Regions from separate parts of the Homo sapiens genome. Here region 2 is linked to region 1. The links are chromatin contacts, found by Hi-C or POLR2A ChIA-PET in ENCODE. All regions are on one chromosome and are shown on one strand. Each heading gives the region's core, a stretch centred on a gene start or an enhancer-like site at or near the end of the contact. The rest is flanking DNA. Distances are from core to core; before and after follow the strand shown. Region 1 overlaps STRIP1 (striatin interacting protein 1). Region 2 overlaps SLC6A17 (solute carrier family 6 member 17).

Region 1 (5,641 bases), core at 2,626-5,125:
TTTGCTTTCAGTTTTTCTCCTGTTGCTGTAGCTATCTGAAAGGCCATTTCCCTCCTTTAATTTACTTTTTTCTTATCTACCATGGGCTTCTTACTGTAGTTGCAAGAGGAAGGGGCCCTTTTAGAAAAATATTTTGGGGCCAGGCATGGTGGCTCACGCCTATAATCCCAGCACTTTGAGAGGCCAAGGTGGGTGGATCACCTAAGGTCAGGAGTTCAAGACCAGCCTCACCAACATGGCAAAATCCCATCTCTACTAAAAATACAAAAATTAGCCAGGTGTGGTGGTGCACACCTGTAGTCCCAGCTACTTGGGAGGCTGGAGCAGGAAAATTGCTTGAACCTGGGAGGCGGAGGTGGCAGTGAGCCAAGATCATGCCACTGCACTCCAGTCTGGGCAACAGAGGAAGACTTCATCTCAAAAAAATAAAAATAAAAAATATCTGGGGTTTGGGATTTTAGCTAGGGATTTTTGTGGTGACTTAATCCTCTTTCAGAAGACTGTGTTTGAAGACAAATGTGTGGGGATTTTGCTAGAGTGCAGGGAGTTTGGCCAGAGAATGTTTTCCCCAGCCCTTCTTTTCCCATCTCTCCCACCAGCACAAGTACACGTCGATTGCAGAGGTCCAGGCACAGATGGAGGAGGAATACCTCCGCTCCCCTCTCTCAGGGGTAAGTTGGAGGTCCTCAGTCCGGGCGCGGTGGCTCACGCCTGTAATCCCAGCACTTTGGGAGGCCGAGGAGGGCAGATCATGAGGTCAGGAGATTGAGACCATCCTGGCTAACATGGTGAAACCCCGTCTCTACTAAAAAAAAAAAAATTAGCCAGCCGTGGTGGCGGGCGCCTGTAGTCCCAGCTATTCAGGAGGCTGAGGCAGAAGAATGACGTGAACCCGGGAGGCGGAGCTTGTAGTGAGCCGAGATAGCGCCACTGCACTCCAGCCTGGGCGACAGAGCGAGACCATCTCAAAAAAAAAAGTTAGAGGTCCTCTTCAGCCCCCGGGATCCCCAGCTCTTCCCAGGCATTGTGCTGGGATTAGACCACAAGGTTGCCCCAGGCCCTGCCCTCAAAGAGCTCCCAGTCCACCTCCCAGTGCACAGGCTGAGACACGTCTAGTGCAGGGTTAAGAATACAGACTGAGTCAGGAACCTGCCTCTGATGCCTGGGTCCACCACTTTATGGATGGCAACTTAGGCAAGTTACTGGGTCTCTCTATGCTTTATTTCCTTGTCTGTGAAATAGGAATAATAATACCTTTATAGGGTTATAATAATAAGGATGAACTGAGTTATTACAAGTAAAATGCTTGGCACATTGTTTGTGTTCAGGGTTTGCTGTTATCATCATTAACATCATTATGTACATCACTGTTTACAGGTTTTCCTCCAGCCAGCTAGGAAGCTGGCTCAGGAGATTGTATTCTGGGCTGGGGTTTTATGCTTGTACTCATTATGTTAAAAGGGAGAAGAAGAAGTTGAGCAAGTCCCTGCAGAAACCCTCTACCAAGGCTTGCTCCCCAGCCTGCCTCAGTATATGGTGAGTGGTGCCTGCAGTGGGACACTCCCACTACACTGGCCTTAGAGCAGGCCCTGCCGTCCTCCTGCCACCTGCAGACCAACAGGAGGACTGCTCAGAGCTTAATTTTGACCCTGGGCTCTCAGACCTGTGTCTGAATGGTCTACTCTTCCCAGATTGCCCTCCTGAAGATCCTGTTGGCTGCAGCACCCACCTCAAAAGCCAAAACAGACTCAATCAACATCCTAGCGGACGTCTTGCCTGAGGAGATGCCGTGAGTATCATTCTGTGAATGAAGCAGGTGGGGCAGAAGATAGATGGAGAAGGGCAAACATTTTCCTCTTGTCAGGTTGGTTGTTGTTGGCCCAGCTCTACAGGTTAAATGTAGGTATTTTTGACCCAAAAAAAGGAAACTACGAGATTAAAGAGTTTCACTGGTTGGGGAGATGGCTTGGTCCTGTTGGCCTGGATTCTAGTGTAGACTCTACCACTGAGCAAACTCCTGAGTGAATTGGGGAAAGTCATTTCCTCCTCTGTAAAATGAATGGGGCCACCCTGGACATTTCCCCAAAGCCCCACTCTCCAGCTGTGATTGAGACACCCAGGATGAGGAGGGTTAGTTTGTAGACAGCTTGCCAGCAACAGCTGAACCTGTGCCAGGTATAGAGACATCCCTTTTCGCCAGTGATTGGGCACGCAGAATGCTGGCAAATGTCTCAGGGCGATAGAGTGAGATTCTTCAGAGCTCTTCTGCCCTGTGCCCTGTACTTGTCTTTCATGTGAGAGTCCAGATTGAGATCATGTTCTACTTTGAGAAGGACCTGGACCTTGACCTGATCTTCTGCCTGCCTGGGCCACCAGCCCTGAGCCCAGCTCCTGGGTGGCTGTGGCCCCGGAGTATGGCAGTGATGGCCGGCTGAGGGAGGAGGCAGGGGTTGGCTAACACCAGAGGGAGGATCACAGAACACTAGGCCATCATGTGATGGTCCTTGGAAAAAAGGTTCTAGAGTCAAATACTGTATATTTGATTCATGGATTTCTCTTATAAGGAGGAATTCCTCTTACAAAGATGTACAATGAGAAGTCCTGAATTAAGAAACCAATGTAACTCAGTGCTTCCTAAATTTATCTTACTCCAAAACCCTTTTTTTCCATGACATGAAACTTGCCAATATCCTGGTATTCCACAGAACACATTTGGAGAACTCAGGTTAATATGGCAGCAGAAGCTTAGGGGAGATCTTGGAAAGGAGAAGAAGTTCATTTTTGGAGGAAAGGCAGAGAAACAGACTGAGAATGTATTTGAGGGCATCATGGGGAAGAAATAAATTGTGCGAGGCTACATTGCTTGGGAGGTGGATGGGGGAGCCCTCGGCTGACTTCTGAGATGTCCTTGGGGTGAGTGGGGAGGTAGGAGTCTTTGCCCAGGGAGGCTCCGGAGTCCATCTTTTCTGTGGGCACCTAGAAATGAGGTACTGCGCATGCTGGTGGCTTACCCAGGCAATTATGTTTCCAGCACCACAGTGTTGCAGAGCATGAAGCTGGGGGTGGATGTAAACCGCCACAAAGAGGTCATTGTTAAGGCCATTTCTGCTGTCCTGCTGCTGCTGCTCAAGCACTTTAAGTTGAACCATGTCTACCAGGTACCCACAGGGCTTTCCCTCCTGTCCTGTGGGCTGGGGCCTCGGGCACTGCTGCTCCTCCAGCCCACAAGAACGGGGGCCTTGGCCTTTGACCCACTTGAACTCTGCATGAATGTTCTAAGACATGGCCCTTCAGCCAAGGCCTTTCATCCCTGGAGGAAAGAGGGCAAGGTCCCAAGGGCCGCGCCTTTTTTTTTTTTTTTTTTTCCTGTTGGCTTCAGTTTGAATACATGGCCCAGCACCTGGTGTTTGCCAACTGCATTCCTTTGATCCTAAAGTTCTTCAATCAAAACATCATGTCCTACATCACTGCCAAGAACAGGTGATGAGGGCCAGGGACCATGAAGGGGTGGATATGGTCAGACGGCAGAGTTCCCAGCTGGTATTTCCCACTGTGTCCATTTTTCCAGCACCTACGAGCCAGCACTGTGCTAGGCATCAAGACATAAAGATAAATGAGACATGGCCTCTGCCTGTGGAGAGCCCACTGTGTCAAATCTGAGTCTAGCTAGTCCTGCCCCAGGTGACTTGGTCTGTGCCTGGGCAGGAGGGTTTTCATCCCAGGATCTAGTACTTTCCTCCCTGTCCCTTCTGTACTTTTTTTTTTTTTTTTTGAGGAGTCCATGGGCTGCTTGCTGTCTCTAAGGGGCTCGGCCATGTGCCTTGTAATGCCCTATCTGCTGACTCTTAGCCCCTGCTGTTGGCCTGGTGCCAGCTGTGCTTGACATTACTTGCTCGTCAGTGTGATATACCACAGGGCGCCGGCCAGACCCTGTCTCCAGAAAGGTTTGGCATAAATTAGTTGCCCTGAGCTATCTCCTCCCCCGCCCCACATTGATTGCTGTGGGGGAAGCTGTGAGGGTCTCTTCCCCTTACAAGATCAACAAGCTGGCCTCTGGCTACAGGGGTGCTTTACAAGTTCTCTTGTAACAGATATTTCCTCATCTTATAGGTGGGGAAACTGGGGTGGGACACATCAGGTAGATTCCTACTTCTGCTCCAACAAGTGAGGGAGGAAAGCTGGGAGCTGGCTCAGGCACGGCTGCTCCACCAGGCCCTGGGCCTTTGCTCATGGTGGGCATCTGGTTCCTCTCCCCTCTGCAGCATTTCTGTCCTGGATTACCCTCACTGCGTGGTGCATGAGCTGCCAGAGCTGACGGCGGAGAGTTTGGTGAGTGGCTGGGCTCTCCTCAGCTGTCCTTTTGGCACCAGGGTCAGTGGGTAGAGAGCCTGCCTACCCCAACACTGCAGGAATAGAGGTGTCTCCCGCAGGTGAAATCACTGTGGAGTGCCCGGCTTTTAAAGCACTGTAAGTGTACAGAAGGGCCAGGAGGAGGGCTCTTGCAGAGCAGAGAGATTTGGATTTAGGGATTAGTCAGGGAGTGTGGTCTTCAGGGGCTGCTGATCCAGAGCTCACCTAGTAGAGGGCTTCTCTCCCTCAACACTGGACTCGGCAGTAGGAGCTCTGGGGCAGCCCAAGGCCACAGCTCCCAGTATCATGGTTCATATTTCCTGCAGGAAAAGTCTAGGGAGCCTCCCTCTTCCCCTAGTCCCCTGCCAGCTTCTGGGATGGAGTCCTGGGGCTGCTCTGAGAGCAGGGGATTCCTGGTAGAGGCCTGGAGACCCGGCTGTCCTGAGATCATGTGTGAGGGACTTTTGGAAACTGCTGCACACACTGCAGCCATGAGGGCTGATTGTTCCTGGGTTTACCCTGCAGGAAGCAGGTGACAGTAACCAATTTTGCTGGAGGAACCTCTTTTCTTGTATCAATCTGCTTCGGATCTTGAACAAGCTGACAAAGTGGAAGCATTCAAGGACAATGGTAAGTGAGTCAGTGTAGTCAGCAGGCTTGGAACTTGGAGCTCAAAGAAGAGTGCTGGGAGCAGGGAGTCCCCAGGGTGGGGCTCACTGTGCCTTCTCACTTAACTTTGCTGTAGCCGTATCCTTGCATTTTAAGGGCCAATTCCCAGTTCCTTGATGAATTGAACTGGAAGCTGGAAGAGGCCCAGTCATGCACTGAAACAAATCTACATTTATAGAAGAACTTTTTCCATGTCGTCTTAATCTTGATTGGTAACATAATCAGGGTTCTGAGAATCTTCCTTAACTCTGGGTCTGTGGATGCCTTTGGGGTGGGGAGGTCCTTGAATCCTCTGATAACTGTGTGTACATGTACACCGGAATGTTTCTGGAAGGAATCCATAGCTTTCTTCAGATTCCAAAGTGACACATAGTTAGGGTGACCAACCATCCTGGTTTGTCTGGAACTCTACTGGTTTTAGCATTTAAAGTCCTATGTATCAGGAAACTCTTCAGTCCAAGGGAAACTGGGATGGTTTGTCACCCTGACAGTAACTTCCAAAGGGTTAAGCAGCAGTGTGACCTGGGATGTATGCATTTATTTTTGTCTTCAACTTGGGCTGCTTGCTTGTTTCCCTTCCCAGATGCTGGTGGTGTTCAAGTCAGCCCCCATCTTGAAGCGG
Region 2 (5,689 bases), core at 3,083-5,582, 150 kb after region 1:
GGCTCAGGGCTCAGACTTGGGAGGGCCTAGGCAGAAGCCCCAAGTTCTGTTTTCTGAGGTATGTGCTGCCCTTGGCTTCAGCATGAGCCTTGGTAGCAGAAGGTGAGGAACCTCCTCTGCCCTGGTCCCTGGGTGGAATCTTCCCATGTCCTTGGCCCTGCCTGGGGTGTGTGGTGTGTGCTCCTGCATCTTGTCTGGGAGTGCAGTGACCGGGACCAGAACCTTCCCCACCTCAATTAGGGCTTAGCCATCTCCCTGTCCCCAGCACCCCTCCCCAGCCCACAGTGGTGGCCTCTGCCTCTTTCCTGGAGAGAGAAGGACAGTGCACGGAGAGGTTTCCAGAGCACAAATTGTTGGTTCCTAGCACAAATTAGATGGTTTGGAGCACAATGGTGAAGCACACTCCCCTCCCTCCTCACCTGGGGTCCAATGTTCTGTCTAGTGGCAGCTTTTCCCCTGGAACAGGGGTCCCTGGAGTTCACAGGCTTATCCCCAGGAAGCCTCACTCCTGGGGAAAGACAGATAATTTCACTGCCCCTTTGAGCCACCACTCACTCTCCTTATTACACAAGCACAGCCGCCCAGTGTGCACATCATGTGCAGACACCTTGGAAACCTTTCCCAAGCCTTCCTGGCCCACAGTGGCCAGTGCCATAGGCAGTGCTGTGGACAGTAGAGGCTGCCAAAGGCAAGGGCTGGTCTTCAGGATGGAGGCCAGCCTGTGCAGAAGGCTGCAGCTGACAACAGCGACCCCACCTGCCATTACCTTCAGGGCCTCCTCTGGAAGAGAACCCATTCTCAGAGTGCAGCCAGGGAGGAACCTGACCCAAGAGTAAATGTCTGCAGAGAGATGGATGGATGGATGGATAGATGGATGGATGGGTTGGGGAGTGGGGGTGGATGGATGGATAGATGGATGGATGGATGGATGGATGGGTTGGGGGGTGGGGGTGGATGGATAGATGGATGGATGGATGGACGGATGGGGTGGGGGAAGGAAGGAAAGGAGGGAGAAAGGAGGGAATACTGGCTCCATCTTTGAGAGCTCTGGTGGGCAGGGCAGAAACAGGCCACAGTGCTCAACCCGGACACCCTCACGAAGGGTCGCAAGTCACTCTTGTGGCTCAGATTGCTCTTAGGACCTGGAGGGACAGACCAGAATCAGGGTCCCCTCCTTTACCCCTGAGTTCCTTACTGTTCCCCCAAGCCTGGGAGCAGTCTATCCCCCAACCCTGCCATCTCCCTTACTCATCCCTCTTCCACAGCTTCCCCTTTCTAGCCCCCTCTGCCCTACCTGTCTTTCCTGAGTGTTTGAGGGGAGAGAGAGACCCACATCTCCCCAAAGAGATGAGCTTTTGGGGCACAACATCCCACCGCAGTCCCCCTCACCCGACAACACCTCCTACCTGGCCCCTTGCCAAATCCCAAGCAGAATTAGCAACAGGAAAAGCAGAGCCCCAGGAGAGACACTCTACTATATATACTCTTCTATATATTCTGTTTCTATTGTATATTCACTCTGTACATGTGGGTGTAAATGCTGTTAAATGACAAACCCAATATTATACTGTGGCTGGTGGACTATTTTCATCCTCAGTGCTGTACAGATCTATTTTCATTGTATATTTGATATATTTTTAATTTTGTAGCGTGTGGCTGGGCCAGGCCCCAGCGGGAGGGGCTGAGCTGGGGCTGTGTGCTTGCTAGGTGTGGGCGCGCTAGTGCTCGTTGTAGCCTTTTGCTGTGTCTTCGCTGTGTGTTAGACGTAGGGCCTAGAGCTCGGGGTGTGTGTGTGCGTGCTGTGTGTATGGTGTGCACATACGTGAGTGTGGGTGTGTGTAGCGTGCTGATCTGTGACTCCCAGTGTTCACCACCTTCCTGAAGACCACGCTCCCTCCCCCTGCCTCCTCCTCCTCCTCTTGGCTCTATTGGGAGCCTCAGGGCCGGCAGGGTGCTTCGGGAGCCCCCTGCTACGGGGAAAGGCATGTGTTTCTTGCTGGTGACTCATTGCCTTCACACCACTGGGTTTGCCAGAAACAGGGAAGGAGGGCGTTAAGGGAAAAAAAAAATCCTCAAATTTATTTACCAGTCAGCTTCTTGCTGTTCCCAGTAGAATCGCTAGCTCTTCTCCAGAGGAAAAGTACTAGGATTCTTAAGATGGCGAGACCCCAAGAGGGATCTCATAGCACTGCTGCATTTGCCGTTGACGCAGTCCTGACAGTGTTTGAAAAGGGCCGCCTGCCCCCTCCCCACTGTGCTTTTGATGCCTTTGGAGTCAAAGGCAGGTGGGGTCACCTGATGAGCTAAGATCCAGCCCCAGAATCCTGGAGGAGCAGGAGGTAGCAGGAGAGGACCAGGTCCCCAAGTCCCTTCACAGGGTCCCCACCCCCACTGGCTTTGGTGCTGTCCACACAGTGCCCACCAGAAGGCAGAGGGAACTCCAGGGCAGGGATGTGCCTGAAAGAGTCAACAGTCCCCTGATCCCCTACCTCTGCCTGCCCTCCAGCCCCATCACCAGCTTCTTGCTCAGGGAGACTTCCGCCCTCCTCACTGAGGCAACATGAAGCCCGAGGCCCAGATGGGGGCTGAACAGGTAGGGCACATCAGTTAATGCCAGTGAGGTCAGCTTCTGCCCTCCAGCAATACATGTGCAGGGGTTGCTGCTTTCCCAGTGCCAGGAGAACCCCCGCTCCGAGTCAGCCTGTGTGGGTCATGAGGCTGGGGCCCAGGAGACACGGTCCCAGGCACTGCACAGGCCTGCAGTATTACCAGGCGGAGGGGCTGCTTTTCTGCCCTTCCTCACCCCCACGCCCCACCCCACTCCCCCAGAGTACTCCCCACTGTGAAAAGAGCTGGAAACTAAACTGGTTAGAATGAACCTGGCTCCCTGAGCATCCCTGGATCCTTCAAATAGGCCCTGAGATGTGAGGTCTGCTGCTTCACTGGGGCCCGATGACTTTGGCTGGGGGAGGGGGCCTAGGGCCTCTTCTCATTGAAAGCTCTGCTTTATACAGACCCAAGCATACACACCAGGCCGTCACTTTGGGTTCTGGCATAAGTTCAGAACAATTCAAGTCCATGTGTCCCATGGCTGGTCAGAGCCCTGGGTCAAAACCACTCAGCCCAGGGGAGGGGATGAGGCATTGTCACCCTAGACCCCTCTTCCTCTCTCCCCCACCATAGTGTGCAATAAAGTGTCTGTTCTTACCAAACCCTTCTTGCCTTTCTCACCTGCTCTTGCAATGAGGGAGAGGGAAGGGTGGCCAAGGATCCTGCGGGAAGCTTTGGGGTGAAAAGCTTGGACTGGGATGGGTGGACAGGACTGCTGAGGGGGGTTGTGGGTGCTGGCTGGCTGAGGAGCAGCGCGGGGAGTGTGCACAGGTTCATATCTGTATTTTCCTATGAATTGTCCTAGGTATTAACAATGCACACACTTGTAGAGGGCCCTATTGGGGTCCAGCGATTCCACATGTCTAATTTCCTGTCATCTTTGCAACCGTTTCCTAAGGGAGACCCTTTGCTGGCTACATTTTTCCAGGTGAAACTGCATCTGAAATTAGGATGGTATTTGGTGGTCTCTTACAGGACCCTGTAGGGGAAACTCCTGTCCCACCTGACTACCAGGAAAAGCTATACTTGTCAGCCTGGCAAGGGTGGGGTGTGTGGAGGCCCACCTCAGGGAAGGACAGGGGTGGGAAGGTGCCAGTGTTGAGAGGTCTGACAGCAAGGACCAGGACTCTCTTGGGTGCTGGGTTGGGGGGGGGGTGGGCTCCCCTGGAACAGGCATATTCTAAAGTTCTGCCCCTCTCTTCAAGATAGCTATCCCTCTTGCAAACTTCAGTAGAAGGTAAAGACGAACTAGGGGATCTGACATCACCTCTGTTCTAACATTCCAGCCCCAAGTATTCATTTATTAAACACCCACTGAATACTCAGCACTGTGAAGAACGGACTGTGCTGGTGGCTGGGAAGCTCTTCTTCCTGCCTCACCCTCTAGGAGCACCGACATTGAAAGAAACAAGAAGTCTGGCTCCTGGAGGAGGCCTCACCCCCACCCCACCCAGCTCCAGGCTGGAATGATGCTGCTTGCACTCAGACGCACACAGCCAAGGACCCTGAAGGAACCTGCCATTTTCTTCTCTTGCCATAGAAAGTGTTGTTCCAGGAATAGCCACCAGATGGCAGGAAAACCTTTCTCGCCAGATCATAGTCTGCTTGCCTTCCTCTCTGTCATTTATTCCTTTGTGGGTTAGTTTATTTGTTGAACAAACATTTATTACGTACCCACCCTGGACAGGCTCCATGCCAGCTATAGATGAATAAAGATAAAATCAGCCCCTGCTGTCCTGAGTTTGGCAGAGGGAGGGGACCGGCCCTATAACTCCACATCTCCCCATGTATCTTTCAAACCAGGAAATGGCCTGGTGCTGAAAGTCACTCCTTGTCAAGTATTCAGTCTTTTGGTTGAAGGTAATGTTTTTGGTTGAGATGCAAGCCCTCTTGCCAGGAGGGGCACACAGATCCACCAAGATGCAGCATAACAAGGGCTTTGGTTCCAAGGAGCTCTAGAGTCATACTTCTCAAGTTCAAGTTCAAATGCCACCCAGCTTCCTGCTTCCTGGGAGGCCTTGAGCGAGTCATTTAATCGCTCTGAGCTTAAATGTCCTAGTCTGTAAAACAGACATAATAAATAGATTCAATGAGATAACACATGTTGGTCCAGTTATCTATTGCTGTGTTCCAAGTTACTCCAAGTCTGAGCGGCTTAAAACAACCATTCTATCTCGCAGTTTTCTGAGTAAGGAATTCAGGCAGGACTCGTCTGAGCAACTCTTCTGGTGGCAACCAAGGTCACTCAGTGATATTCAACTAGCAGCGAACTAGTCTGGAGGGTCCAAGGCAGCTGCCCTCACATTCACTCAAATGCCGGGCACTCCAGTGAGAATGGCTGGAAGACTGAGTTCAGCTGGGCCTGCCGGCCAGAGTGAGCACCTACAACTGCCTCTCCAGCATGGCTACTTGGCCAGACTTCTGACTGAAGGGCTTAGGGTCCCCAGAGAGACCATTTCAAGAGACAGGAGGTGGAAGCTGCCAGGTTTTTAAGGCCTGGGGCTGGAAAATGGCACAGTACCTCTACCATCTTCTGTGGGTCACAGCATCTGCCCAAATAAAGGGGAGGGCACACAGAAGCCCCCCTTGTTGATGGGGAGTGGGGAGAGTCTGGCTGCCCATGTAATGGGCTGATTCTAGAGTGTTAGGGATCTTTGTCATCAGTCACCTGCACATGCATGGAAGCCTTCTCCTGAGGGGATGTCAGCTTAGAGACACAGAACTGGGACACACAGCAGGTCATTTCTGGTGGGGAGGTGAGTGGTTAAGTTTGGGCCCTGGGTGGAGGGAGCAGTCAGAGGAGGATGAGAAGGGCATGCAGGAGGACAGGTGAGGCCACTGCTTCTGCCTCAGGTTTGCCCCAGGGCAGGTGGCATGAGTGGTTTGAATCATGGGTCTGTCGCCAACCATACCACCTTGGGGAAGCCACTTTAACCCTGGAATCTCCATTTTCTGATCTGTAAAAGGAGGACGACAATAAAATCTCTTCCTTAGAGATGGTATGAGGGAAAAATGAACTTCATCAGTAACATCTACTGGAATACAGTATCGACTTCTTTCCATATGGGGATACAATAGG

What was found. A loop is a pair of places that touch in the nucleus more often than their neighbours do. ChIA-PET counts read pairs that join two places held with the same protein, here RNA polymerase II (POLR2A). Pooled maps may share reads with other maps.
Region 2: a loop to region 1 is called in a map of PC-9, with 6 times the contacts of the local background. The contact joins two enhancer-like sites. A Hi-C loop is called at or near these places in 1 of 168 maps with a recorded cell type or tissue (PC-9) and 8 of 50 pooled maps. POLR2A ChIA-PET finds 5 or more read pairs at or near these places in 1 of 52 experiments (activated CD4-positive, alpha-beta T cell).

The regions. Positions count from the first base shown.
Region 1 is chr1:110,046,081-110,051,721 of GRCh38, forward strand. STRIP1 (striatin interacting protein 1) reads left to right here. Exons shown (of 21, transcript NM_033088.4): 13 at 600-671; 14 at 1,462-1,536; 15 at 1,692-1,789; 16 at 3,032-3,158; 17 at 3,380-3,480; 18 at 4,263-4,329; 19 at 4,876-4,980; 20 at 5,603-5,641. Among named protein-coding and RNA genes, the nearest start is that of STRIP1, 14 kb to the left of the region's middle. Within about 2 kb of position 3,876, at least 5 of the 41 ENCODE cell types and tissues checked have a DNase peak (open chromatin) inside an H3K27ac peak, as active enhancers do.
Region 2 is chr1:110,198,991-110,204,679 of GRCh38, forward strand. It overlaps SLC6A17 (solute carrier family 6 member 17), which reads left to right. Exons shown (of 12, transcript NM_001010898.4): 12 at 1-3,212. Among named protein-coding and RNA genes, the nearest start is that of KCNC4-DT, 8.2 kb to the right of the region's middle. RefSeq lists an enhancer at 4,056-4,105. Within about 2 kb of position 4,333, at least 2 of the 41 ENCODE cell types and tissues checked have a DNase peak (open chromatin) inside an H3K27ac peak, as active enhancers do.